Linked DNA regions of Homo sapiens: region 2 is linked to region 1. The links are chromatin contacts, found by Hi-C or POLR2A ChIA-PET in ENCODE. All regions are on one chromosome and are shown on one strand. Each heading gives the region's core, a stretch centred on a gene start or an enhancer-like site at or near the end of the contact. The rest is flanking DNA. Distances are from core to core; before and after follow the strand shown.

Region 1 (5,459 bases), core at 57-2,556:
ACCCCGTCTCAAAAATAAAACTAACTAACTAAATAAATAAATCTAGATCAGCAGTTCTCAGTTGGGAGTGATTGTTCCCCGCCCCCGCCCCCCGCCCCAACCCTCAACCAGCACCCCCAGGGGACATTTGGCAATGCCTGGAGGCATTTTTTTTGTTTGAGACAGGGTCTTGCTTGGTCGCCCAAACTGGAGTGCAGTGTCAACCACAGCTCTCTTGACCTCCCAAGCTCAAATGATGCTCCTGTCTCAGCCTCCTGCATAGCAGGAACTACAGATGTGTGGCGCCATGCCTAGCTTTTTTTTTTTTTTTTTTTTTTTTTCAGTAGAGATGGGGTCTCACTGTGTTGCCAGGGCTGGTATCAAACTCCTGGGCTCAAGTGATTCTCCTGCCTTGGCGTCCCAAAGTGCTAGAGGCATTTTTTGTTATCACGATATGCGTGCCTGTGTTGGGTGCTGCTGGCATGTAATGAGTAGGGGCCAAGGATGCTGCTCAACATTTTACCAAGCCCAGGACAGGCCTCCACAACCAAGAATTATCTGGGCCCAAATGTCAACAGTGCCAGTCTTGACAAACCCTAACCTCAACAAATAATAAGAATTAAGAGAATTAGGCCAAGCAAGAGCACAGCTGGTGGAGAGGGGGTCAAAATTGACCAGGTCTGCCCCAGAGTGACCAGTGGCAATCGTGGCATCATGGAAACACACAAGTTCACAGTTGTGAAATGGTTCAGGTTGTCAAAGAGTTTTCGTATCAGTTACCATCCTTACCTTTCATAACAGTCCAGAGACGTTATTCTGCTCTCATTCCCATCCCCTACTCTTCAGCTGATGGAAGAGGAAAGCAGGGTTAATGGATGAGTCACCTGTGGAAGTTCTCAGAGTCAGCAAATGACTAAGCCACAGAACCCGGTTATCGGCCTCCTAGCCCACGTGCAGATCCTTTCCTCCCCCTTCTGCTGCCTTTTTTGTTAAAGCAGAAGTGACAACGACGAAACGTTCGGAAGATGGACTACAGTGTCCCATGGCAGTTGGGAGTCAGCCATCCAGGGGGTCCATACACTGCAGAGGGCATGCTCCGTGTATGGACCTCCAGGCTGGAGAGGACATGCTCCGTGTATGGGCCTCCAGCAGCACACATTGTTTGTTCATGTTTCCAAAACTCAGGAGGAGACTCAAGCCCCAGCCACATGCTCTAGGAGTCTCTATGCCCCTGTTAGGAGCTCCCGTGCTGGAGTTTCAATCCCCAGCTGGAAACCTTAGAAAAACCATCAGAAGGAAACGCAACTGTTTCCTAATGAAAGCGTTTCATCTCTGAGCCAGTAGAGGGAGCGCACATCCAGGCCATCCGAAGCTGGCTCAGCCGAGACTTCAATAGCACCGAGGGCTGGAAGAAGCATTCAACGCGCGATCCTTGAACTTGAATGAGCCTATGCATAGGAGCCTGTTAAAAGCCAAATTCGCGGGCGGATCACGAGGTCAGGAGATCCAGACCATCCTGGCTAACACAGTGAAACCCCGTCTCTACTAACAATACAAAAAAAAAAAATTAGCCGGGTGTGGTGGCGGGCGCCTGTAGTACCAGCTACACGGGAGGCTGAGGCAGGAGAATGGCGTGAACCCGGGAGGCGGAGCTTGTAGTGAGCTGAGATCGCGCCACTGCACTCCAGCCTGGGCGACAGGTGACAGAGCAAGACTCCGTCTCAAAAGAAAAAAAAAAAAAAAAAAAAGGCCAGATTCTGGCCGGGTGCGGTGGCTCACACTTGTAATCCCAGCTACTCAGGAGGCTGAGGCAGGAGACTTGCTTGAACCGGGGAGGCGGAGGTTGCAGTGAGCCAAGATTGCGCCATTGCACTCCAGCCTGGGTGACGAGAGTGAGACTCTGTCAATAAATAAATAAATAAGGCAGATTCTGAGTCTGTAGGTCTGCATCAGGACCTGAGTTCCTGCATTGCTTATCAGCCACCAGATGAAGCCTTCCACCGGCCACACCTTGAGTAGCAAGGTAATAGATAACTTCTCCCACCCTCTCCCATAGATGGTGGACCTGAGGCCCAGGGAGTTTAGACTGCTTACTAGAGGCCAAACAGAAAGACTGCAGTGCTGGGGCTAGAACCCATGACTCCTACAGCTGGTGCTCACTTCATAGCATCTTCCCTGCCCCTCTGACCCTGAAACAGGATTCAGGGAAGAGGATCCCTAAGTGTGGGTGAGGAGTAAGAGACTATACTATCTGCTTTGAATCAAGCTTCTTTATACTCTATTTTTGGTCAAGTTACTTCCCTTGCAGAAGTACCAATAGAAATTCAAAGATGAACACAAGCAGACTCCAATTCTTTTGGGCCTGAGGGAGCCAAAGTAAAATAGATTTGTTAGTGAAGTCCCTCTTATTTTTGGTTAGTACAAATTTGGCAAGTCATCCAAAGAAAAGCTTACATATAACTTGGTATGTTTTTATGAATGCAAATTATAGCCATAGACTTTCTCCTAAGAATGAAGTTTCTTAGCTTGAATCAGTTTAGATGAAAAATGCCTCCCTTAAAAAATAAGAGCTCCTAAACTCTCACTAAACATGAAATGCAGAGGCAAGTGGTTCTAGGGTTGATTTGGGGAACACAATGAAGTTATCAAGGATTTAGGCTTTCCATTTTTTCGCTCCATCGTTCTCAGGGTGTCTTTAGGGTTATTTCCTCATAGTTACAACATGGCTGCCATAGCTCCGGGAATCACATCACATAATCATATCCAAAAGCAGGTAGAAAAGGGGTTAGCTGCACATACCTTTTTTTAAATAAGGAAAAAGAAGCCCCCTCTCAACTTCCCCTTAAATCTCATTGAACAGAACTGTATTACATGCTCACCTCTAAACAGAAGGGAAATGGGACGTTATCTTGGCTATCTCATGCCAAGCAGGATTGTCCCCCAGGGTGTGCTGTGCAAACAAAGTCCAGGTTCTCTTAGCAAGGAAGAAGGGGATGAGGTGGGAAGGAAAAAGAAAGGGCAAGAAAATCCCTTTTAATTAAGCCCTACACTATCTGCCCCAGTACACTTGTGTTTTCGCTGTATTTATTCACAAAGTAAGGGTCTTCATGTGCTGTGTGAGCAAAGGTCAGGACCAAGGAGGATTTAGTTAAATCTGGAATCTCAGTCAGGGGTTCATACTCTTGAGATAAGGAAAAGTAACCAATGCTGCCTAACAGCCCAGCACCCACACTGCAGTCCCTAGACTTAGCAGATGGAACTTGCTATAATGAGGACCATATGTATTCATTTGCTAAGGCTGCCATAGAAAGTACCACAAACTGGGTGGCTTACACAACAGACATTTATTTTCTCACAATCCTGGAAGCTGGGAGTCTAAGATCAAGATGCCAAGCAGGCTTGGTTTCTCCTTGGCCTGTAGAGAGCTGTCTTCTCCCTGTGTCTTCTGCCTGTGTCTGAATTTCCTCTTCTTATAAGGATAGCAATCCTATTGGACTAGGGCTCATCCTATTAACTCATGTTAATGCAATTACCTCTTTTTTTTTTTTTTTTTTTTTTTAGGCAGAGTCTCACTCTGTTGCCCAGACTGGGGTGCAGTGGCGTGATCTTGGCTCACTGCAACCTCCATCTCCCAGGTTCAAGTGATTCTCCTGCCTCAGCCTCCTGAGTAGCTGGGACTACAGGCCTGCACCACCATGCCCGGCTAGTTTTTTTTTTTTTTTTTTTTTTTAGTAGAGACAGGGTTTCACCACGTTGGCCAGGCTGGTCTCGAACTCCTGACCTCAGGTGATCCACTCACCTCAGCCTCCCAAAGTGCTGGGATTACAGGCGTGAGCTGCTGCACTTAGCCACAATTATCTCTTTAAAGACCCTTCCTCCAGCCATATTTTGAGATTCTGATGTTGGGACTTCAACATATCGATTTGCGGGTCACACAATTCAGTCCTCCAATTCAGCGAGCATACTTCTATTTCCTCTGCAAGTCTGATGTGCACCTTGCTTTAAAAGAGATACGATTATCATGCTTCTCATCCTAATTTTCAAAGGGCTTTCTATCATGTGTGAATCTCAGGTTCCAGTGAATGCCTTCTTCGTGTCTGTGGATGTCATCATATGAGGGTATTTTTTGACCTGTTTCTGTGACGTATTCATAGAGTTCCTGTAATCGAACAGTCATGGATCAGCATTCAGAATATATAAAGAAACCCTAAAAATCAATAGGAAAAGGACTTTTAAAATCTAGTATAAATTAAACAAAGGCTATAAACAGACAATTCAGAGGAAGGGACTGCTTCCTGCTGTGCAGATGGTCATCTTGCGGTATCCTCACATGGCCGAGAGCAGAGAGAGGAAGCTCACTCTCCTTTCTCTTCCTTTAAGGGCACTTATCCCCTTTATGAGGGCACCATCCTCATGACTTAATTAATTCCCAAAGCCCCACCTCCAAATATATCACACTGGGGGTAAGGACTTCAAAAACATATACACTGGGGGTAAGAACTTCATGTGAACTTGTTGTGGGGGGACACAATTGAGCCCACAACACCGAGAATAAGCCTGAGCACACACCTTGTGCCACAGGCTGCATGTTCTACCTTTCCGCAACCCCTGTGCTGCCCACGATGAGACAGCTTCCCACTCAACACATCATCACTTTCAAACCAGAAGCAATGTTGTGCTGTGGATTTTCTGGTTATTGACACAGTGGTGGGCACTATCAGAGGTAATTCACATCTTTGCATCCAATGGGAGAGAAACTAAATTCCCTGTTGACTTAAAAGGGAGAAACTGAGGCAGAATTAAAAGTAGAGAGTTTTTTGGGGCCAAGTTTGAGGATTGCAACCCCGGAGCATGGATTCAAGTTGACATGAGTTATAGACTCCTATTAGCAGCATTTACAAGTGGATTTCTAAAGGCAAAAAAGGGGGGACAGGGAGTGAGCTGATGCACAGTTCTTTGTCAGGAATTCTCATTGTTTTTCAGAAATAACATTGATGTGTGATTGGCTATACATTGTTAAGCTATAGGGTGTGGTTATATGTCTGGTGCAGCATTATTAGGTTAACTTAAAGCTACTTGTGGCAATAGTAAGCAGTTTCAAGAGATGGATACTTAGCTCAAGGGAGGAGTAGGATGTGATGACTGTCTCATCTTTTTTCCTTTTTTTTTTTCTTTTGAGATGGAGTCTCACTCTGTTGCCAGGCTGGAGTGCAGTGACATGATCTTGGCTCACTGCAACCTCTGCCTCCCAGGTTCAAGCAATTCTCCTGTCTCAGCCTCCTGAGTAGCTGGGACTACAGGTGTGCGCCACCATGCCCAGCTAATTTTTGTATTTTTAGTAGAGACAGGGTTTCACCATGTTGTCAGGATGGTCTCGATCTCTTGACCTCGTGATCTGCCCACCTTGGCCTCCCGAAGTGTTGGGATTACAGGTGTGACCCACGGCACCCAGCTGACTATCTCATCTTACTGTCTCTGGC
Region 2 (5,314 bases), core at 904-3,403, 170 kb after region 1:
GAGGGGTCGGGAGAGCCACCTGCACCAAGGCCTCAGGACAGCGAATGGCACAGCCATGGGGAGGGTGACTGCCTGTGCAAGGCTGGAGGCCATGGGCACCCAGGTCCAGTGAGGTCGGATGGAGCCCCCGGTGCTCAGCCTCCTGTGACCAGTGTTGGGGGGTAGCAGTAGCGGATGGTGCATCCCAAATGTGGGCAAGAAGTTTGGAAAGATTGGTGGAGCACCAGAGGCTTCATAAAGAGCCATTTGGGAAGACAAGGTTCAGGGGATGGTGGTGGGTGCACATGTGTGGGGACGCACTGGCTGCATGGTGCCCGCTTCCTCTTCCCCGAGCCGTGCTCTCCAGCGCTGTGTCTCAGCCTCCCCTCCAGGAGCGCTCACTTCCTCTCAGCTCTGGGCCCCTGTGGCCTCTGCTTTGCCAGCTGCCCAGCCGTGATGACTAGTTTCCACTCCAGTGCTATCTCTGTCTTTATTGTTCTTTTTGACCTCTAGGTGCACATGCTGTCGTGCCCCAGTGTTCCAGCATCGCTGACTGGGAGAGGGAAGAAGAGGTGAGGGAGAGGGAAGAAGAGGTGAAGGGCTTTCTTAGAACACTGACATTGAAATTGCAGCTGAATCTTTAAAAAAAAAATGTTTTGTGCTGGCTCACATCTGTAATCCCAGTACTTTGGGGAGGCAGAGGTGGGAGGATCGCTTGAGCCCAGGAGTTTGATGCCAGCCTGGGCAACATAGCAAGACCCTGTCTCTACAGAAAAAAAAAAAATTAGCCACATCTGGTGGCATGCACTTGTAGTCCCAAGCTACTCATGAGGCTGAGGCAGGAGGATTGCTTGAGCCCAGGAGACCCAGGCTGCGGTGAGCCATGATTGTGCCACTGCATTCCAGCCTGGGCAACAGAGCAAGACCCTGTCTCAAAATAAATGAAGTGTACAATTCAATGGTTTTTCAAAAAATTAAAATACTTAAAAAATTATTTGGAACCACTTTGGCTGGTTTCAAAGGTTGTGTATTATCTTTCCTCCTGAATAACAACTTTACATAAGAACAAGCATTCAGTTCACTGTGGGAGGTGCCTAAGTGAGAGTCTCAGTCTCGGGCTTTGTAGAGCTGAGCCCCTGTGTGTGTGTGGACGTGTGCTGCCCTCCTCGCCTCCTGCCCTCCACCGCGTCCTCATCATGCACCTAATCTGCTGCCTTCCAGGGAAGCCAAACAGCCACTGCTGTTGGAGTTGAAATTAAAATGCAGTGGCTGGTTCTGGTCATGGCTCCAGGCATGGGTAGCTCCTTCGGGTGAGCTGTGTAGAGCTGAGCCTGGGTCTTTGGCTGTTTAGATGCATTTGTGGCTGTGTTCTGGGTGCTTCTTCGTTGAGAGTGGAGTTGTGGAGAAATGGCTCCTTCATCAGCTGAATACACTGTGCTGATTTCTTTTGTCCCTGCCTCACTGGGGGTGTGAGGCATCCGGGCAGCATTTTCCTTTACTGGACAATCCCCTAGTGTTGGCTTTGTTGCTCAGTGAGTATTTGAAATTAATTATTTGCTGCCCTGGGCATGAAGATCAAATGATATCATAGCAGAAATTCGGAATGATTTAAGTAGAGGTGTTATTGTATTGCCCATATGGTTAACTTAAGGGATTGCAGAATTGGTTTGAGTAGAGGACAGGCCTTGTATGGTAAATTAGACCAGAATCAGGGGCATCTGGAATTCCCTGAAATTCCCTGGAGCAGGGAGAGGCAGTCTGGTGTGCCAGCGATTCACAGAGCGAGAGAGTACGTTCAGACAGATGGTGCCAGGAGTGTAAAATAATTTATTGTCTAAGGAATTTCAATTTTCAGTTAGTGGTAAGGATAATAGAATCTTTAATTTGGTGCAGATTTTCAGAAGATTCTGAAAAACAAAAAAAGCCCTTAAAAATTAAGAGTTGTAAGGATTGAAATTTGCAGGGAGGTGGATGACTTTATTTTTGAGTGCATTTTAAATGAAAATTGATGGGTTTTTTATGAGGTCATGGGAACTTTTGCATGAGGTGGATAGACCAGTTGGCCACTTCAGGGGGCTGGCAGGGGAACCGCTGGTTGGTCATACCCGCATCTTGGTGCAGCTGCTTTGCTGCCGTGGGTACCCTGAGCCAGTGCTGCGTGACCTGGGCAGACTCCCTATAAAGGTGAACTCGCATTCTGCGGCGATGCTGCCTCTGGAGTGATGAGTGCACGCGAGCTGCATGGCTGGACTCTACCAGCATCTGCGCAAGCCACAGCAGGAAGCAGCTTTCCATCGCGGTTCTAGAACCCTCCTCTCTCACTCATGCGTGTGCACACACACAGTCGGAACAGGTCCACAGGACAACAGGCCACAGCGAGAAGGCAGCTTTCCATTGTGGTTCCAGAGCCCTCCTCCCTCACTCACGTGTGTGCACTTACACGGTCCGAACAGGTCCACAGAATGGTATTACTGTGTGCTGATTGCACTAATATTTTTTATTCTGTTTTCTGTTCTGCTTTTCTGTTTCTCTTCCTTTTTGTCTCTTTGAAAACTGGCTATGACACATTGCATTGATTTTGCAACCCACACTTTGAAAAATACTGGAATAGATGATCGCTAATGTCTCTTTCGTAAGAGTTTGTAGTTCTAAAAGTTGTAATTGAGTAGCTGGGACTATAGGTGTGCACCACTGCATCTGTGTAATTAAGTAATTTTTAAAAATTTACAACTATATAGGCCGGGCACGGTGGCTCACGCCTGTAATCCCAGCACTTTGGGAGGCCGAAGTGGGTGGATCACGAGGTCAGGAGATCGAGACCATGCTGGCTAACACAGTGAAACCCCATCTCTACTAAAAATACAAAAAATTAGCTGGGCATGGTGGCGGGCGCCTGTAGTCCCAGCTACTCGGAAGGCTGAGGCAGGAGAATGGCTTGAACCCGGGAGGCAGAGCTTGCAGTGAGCTGAGATCGCGGCACTGCACTCCAGCCTGGGCGACAGAGCGAGACTCCCTCTCAAAAAAAAAAAAATTTACAACTATATAAAGTTTACACTGCAAATATTAATATTCTTCCTCTCATATTTTGATAAATCAAAAGATAATTGTTCTTGAATTGGGAAGCTTTTTAAAAAATCACATTCAATCTAAGAAAAATGATTATAAATGTGCTAGTTAAAAAAATGTTTAGCGTGCTTCTCAGGGCTTTTCATCTAGATCAGGAAAATTAGGATTATCCGTGTCACTTGGGCATTAGAGTGAAGTTTCCCTGCTTTTCATCTAGATCAGGAAAATTAGGATTATCCGTGTCACTTGGGCATTAGAATGAAGTTTTCCTGAGAACTGCAGTCAGGTTTTTGGCATGGCTGGCCTTCTGTTGGTCATATGTTAGGCATGGAATGGAAGATGGCTCGATGTTTGCTGCGGCTGTCCATGCCCCTCTACGCCATCCACAAGCCTCTGACCGAGTTATCCGTGCATGCATTTGAGCGTTTCTTGCAGGAGAGGCCGGGGCCAAAGGAACGCTTCAGTTGCGCTGGGCTGTGCCAAGGGGCCTCAGCAGGAGCAACCCTTGGGGGCCAGAGCCCAGGCTCTTCCAGCAACAGGAAGGACCTTTCTTCCCTCTGCAGCACCTGTCGAACAAAACATGCTGGACTCCCTCATTCATTCCCGGCAGAGAAGCACTCCCCTCACCCCCCACAGAGCCCTGCTATGCCGGGCACTCAGACCAGCCAGAGGTGGGGGAGCCTGTGAGTAAAGTGGAGAATTGGAGGTGTGGTGCCACCCTGACCACAGCACCTTTCTTCTCCCTGAGGCCACCTCCTCAAATACTCTTCTTGGCCACAGATGAGGGCCCAGCTGTGGTTGGCAGATCTTTTGGGAGATAACTGGATGTGTGGGGGTGGGAGAGTTGCCATGGGTCCCAGTCTCAGGGCGGCCGCTCCCTCAGTGTCTGTCGTCTTGGGATGCGGCAGTGTCGCTTCCTCGTGCTTCAGTGCCCTCTTCACTGCGGTGGGGTGGCAGCAGCACCTGCTCAGGAAGTTGGTGGGCTTTGCTGGGTGCACACGGCCCACGTGGCACTCACCAGCCTCTGGGCTGCCCTTGGCAGGTGCCGTCCACACTCCAGCACTCAGGGAGGGGCGGTGCAAATCCTCAAAAACTGACCACACAGGCACTGGCACCCAGGTGGTGAGTAGGCAGGCTGTGGTCTGCAGACAGAAGCTTTACCCTGTATACGTACGAGGAGTAACAGCTGCTCATTTGAGTGAAGTCACTGGACTGCGGCCCTTAGAGCCTCCTGACGCGGAGGTGGGCCTTTCACTTCTGCCTTTTGCATGTGTGGAATGTGTGTGTGTGTGTGTGTGTGTGTGTGTGTGTGTGTGTGATTTTAGAGATACTGTTTTAAAACTGTGTACTCAAAGCATTAGTTAATTAACTAGGAAGTTTTGTCTTGTGAAAATGATGACCAGGACTGAACCTTTTAAAACAGATCATCTGAACCTCATCGCTGTAAAGCAATCTGGACTACAAAGTTCATTCTTTCACGTGAATTAAATGGTTTGGTAAAGAAATACTGAGCGTAACATGGACGTGCTCTAGTGATCTTAGGGAGCTGTGAGCTCGTGCAGTCTTGGGTGGGAGTTGGCATTGTTTATGTTCTTTTTTAAATTTTTTAAAAATGTTTTTAATTTTTATATTTTTGAGATGGAGTCTTGCTCTGTTGCCCAGCCTGGAGTGCAATGGCACCTTCTTGGCTCAATGCAACCTCCGCTTCCTGGGTTCAGGTGATTCTCCTGCCTCAGCCTCCCGAGTAGCTGGGATTACAGGTGCCCACCACCATGCCCGGCTAATTTGTGTATTTTTAGTAGAGACAGGTTTCACCATGTTGGCCAGGCTGGTCTCGAACTCCTGACCTTGTGATCTGCTCACTTCGGCCTTCCAAAGTGCTGGGATTATAGGTGTGAGCCACTGTGCCTGGCCTTGGTACTTGTGATATTTTGATACATGCCTAGAATGTGTAATGACTTTGAACAGATGTTTGCTTTTTTTTTTTCTTTCTTTGAGCAGTCTCCCGGGGCTAGGGTAAGTTCAGAGAGGCTCCTAGATCTTTGTTTCTTGTTTATTTCACCAGTTACTCATTTTCAGAAATGAATCAAAGATCTAGGAGCCTGAGCCTACTCTAGCCCCCGGAGACTGCCCAAAGAAAGAAAAAAAGAAGCAAAGATCTGTTGAAAGTCATTACACATTCTAGGCATGTATCAAAGTACCACAGGTACCCTATAAATATGTACAAATATTATGTATCAATAAAATAATTTTAATAATTTTTTTTAAA

What was found. A loop is a pair of places that touch in the nucleus more often than their neighbours do. ChIA-PET counts read pairs that join two places held with the same protein, here RNA polymerase II (POLR2A). Pooled maps may share reads with other maps.
Region 2: a map with no recorded cell type shows a loop between it and region 1 (8-fold over the local background). The contact joins two enhancer-like sites. A Hi-C loop is called at or near these places in 9 of 37 single-sample maps with no recorded cell type and 5 of 50 pooled maps. POLR2A ChIA-PET finds 5 or more read pairs at or near these places in 2 of 52 experiments (AG04450 and WTC11).

The regions. Positions count from the first base shown.
Region 1 is chr16:21,187,530-21,192,988 of GRCh38, forward strand. No RefSeq gene overlaps it. Among named protein-coding and RNA genes, the nearest start is that of ZP2, 21 kb to the right of the region's middle. RefSeq lists enhancers at 1,442-1,531, 1,582-1,651. Within about 2 kb of position 1,307, at least 3 of the 41 ENCODE cell types and tissues checked have a DNase peak (open chromatin) inside an H3K27ac peak, as active enhancers do.
Region 2 is chr16:21,356,163-21,361,476 of GRCh38, forward strand. It overlaps the pseudogene SNX29P1. Among named protein-coding and RNA genes, the nearest start is that of NPIPB3, 67 kb to the right of the region's middle. RefSeq lists enhancers at 3,299-3,938, 3,575-3,674, 3,939-4,577 and silencers at 3,446-3,740, 4,305-4,374. Within about 2 kb of position 2,154, at least 4 of the 41 ENCODE cell types and tissues checked have a DNase peak (open chromatin) inside an H3K27ac peak, as active enhancers do.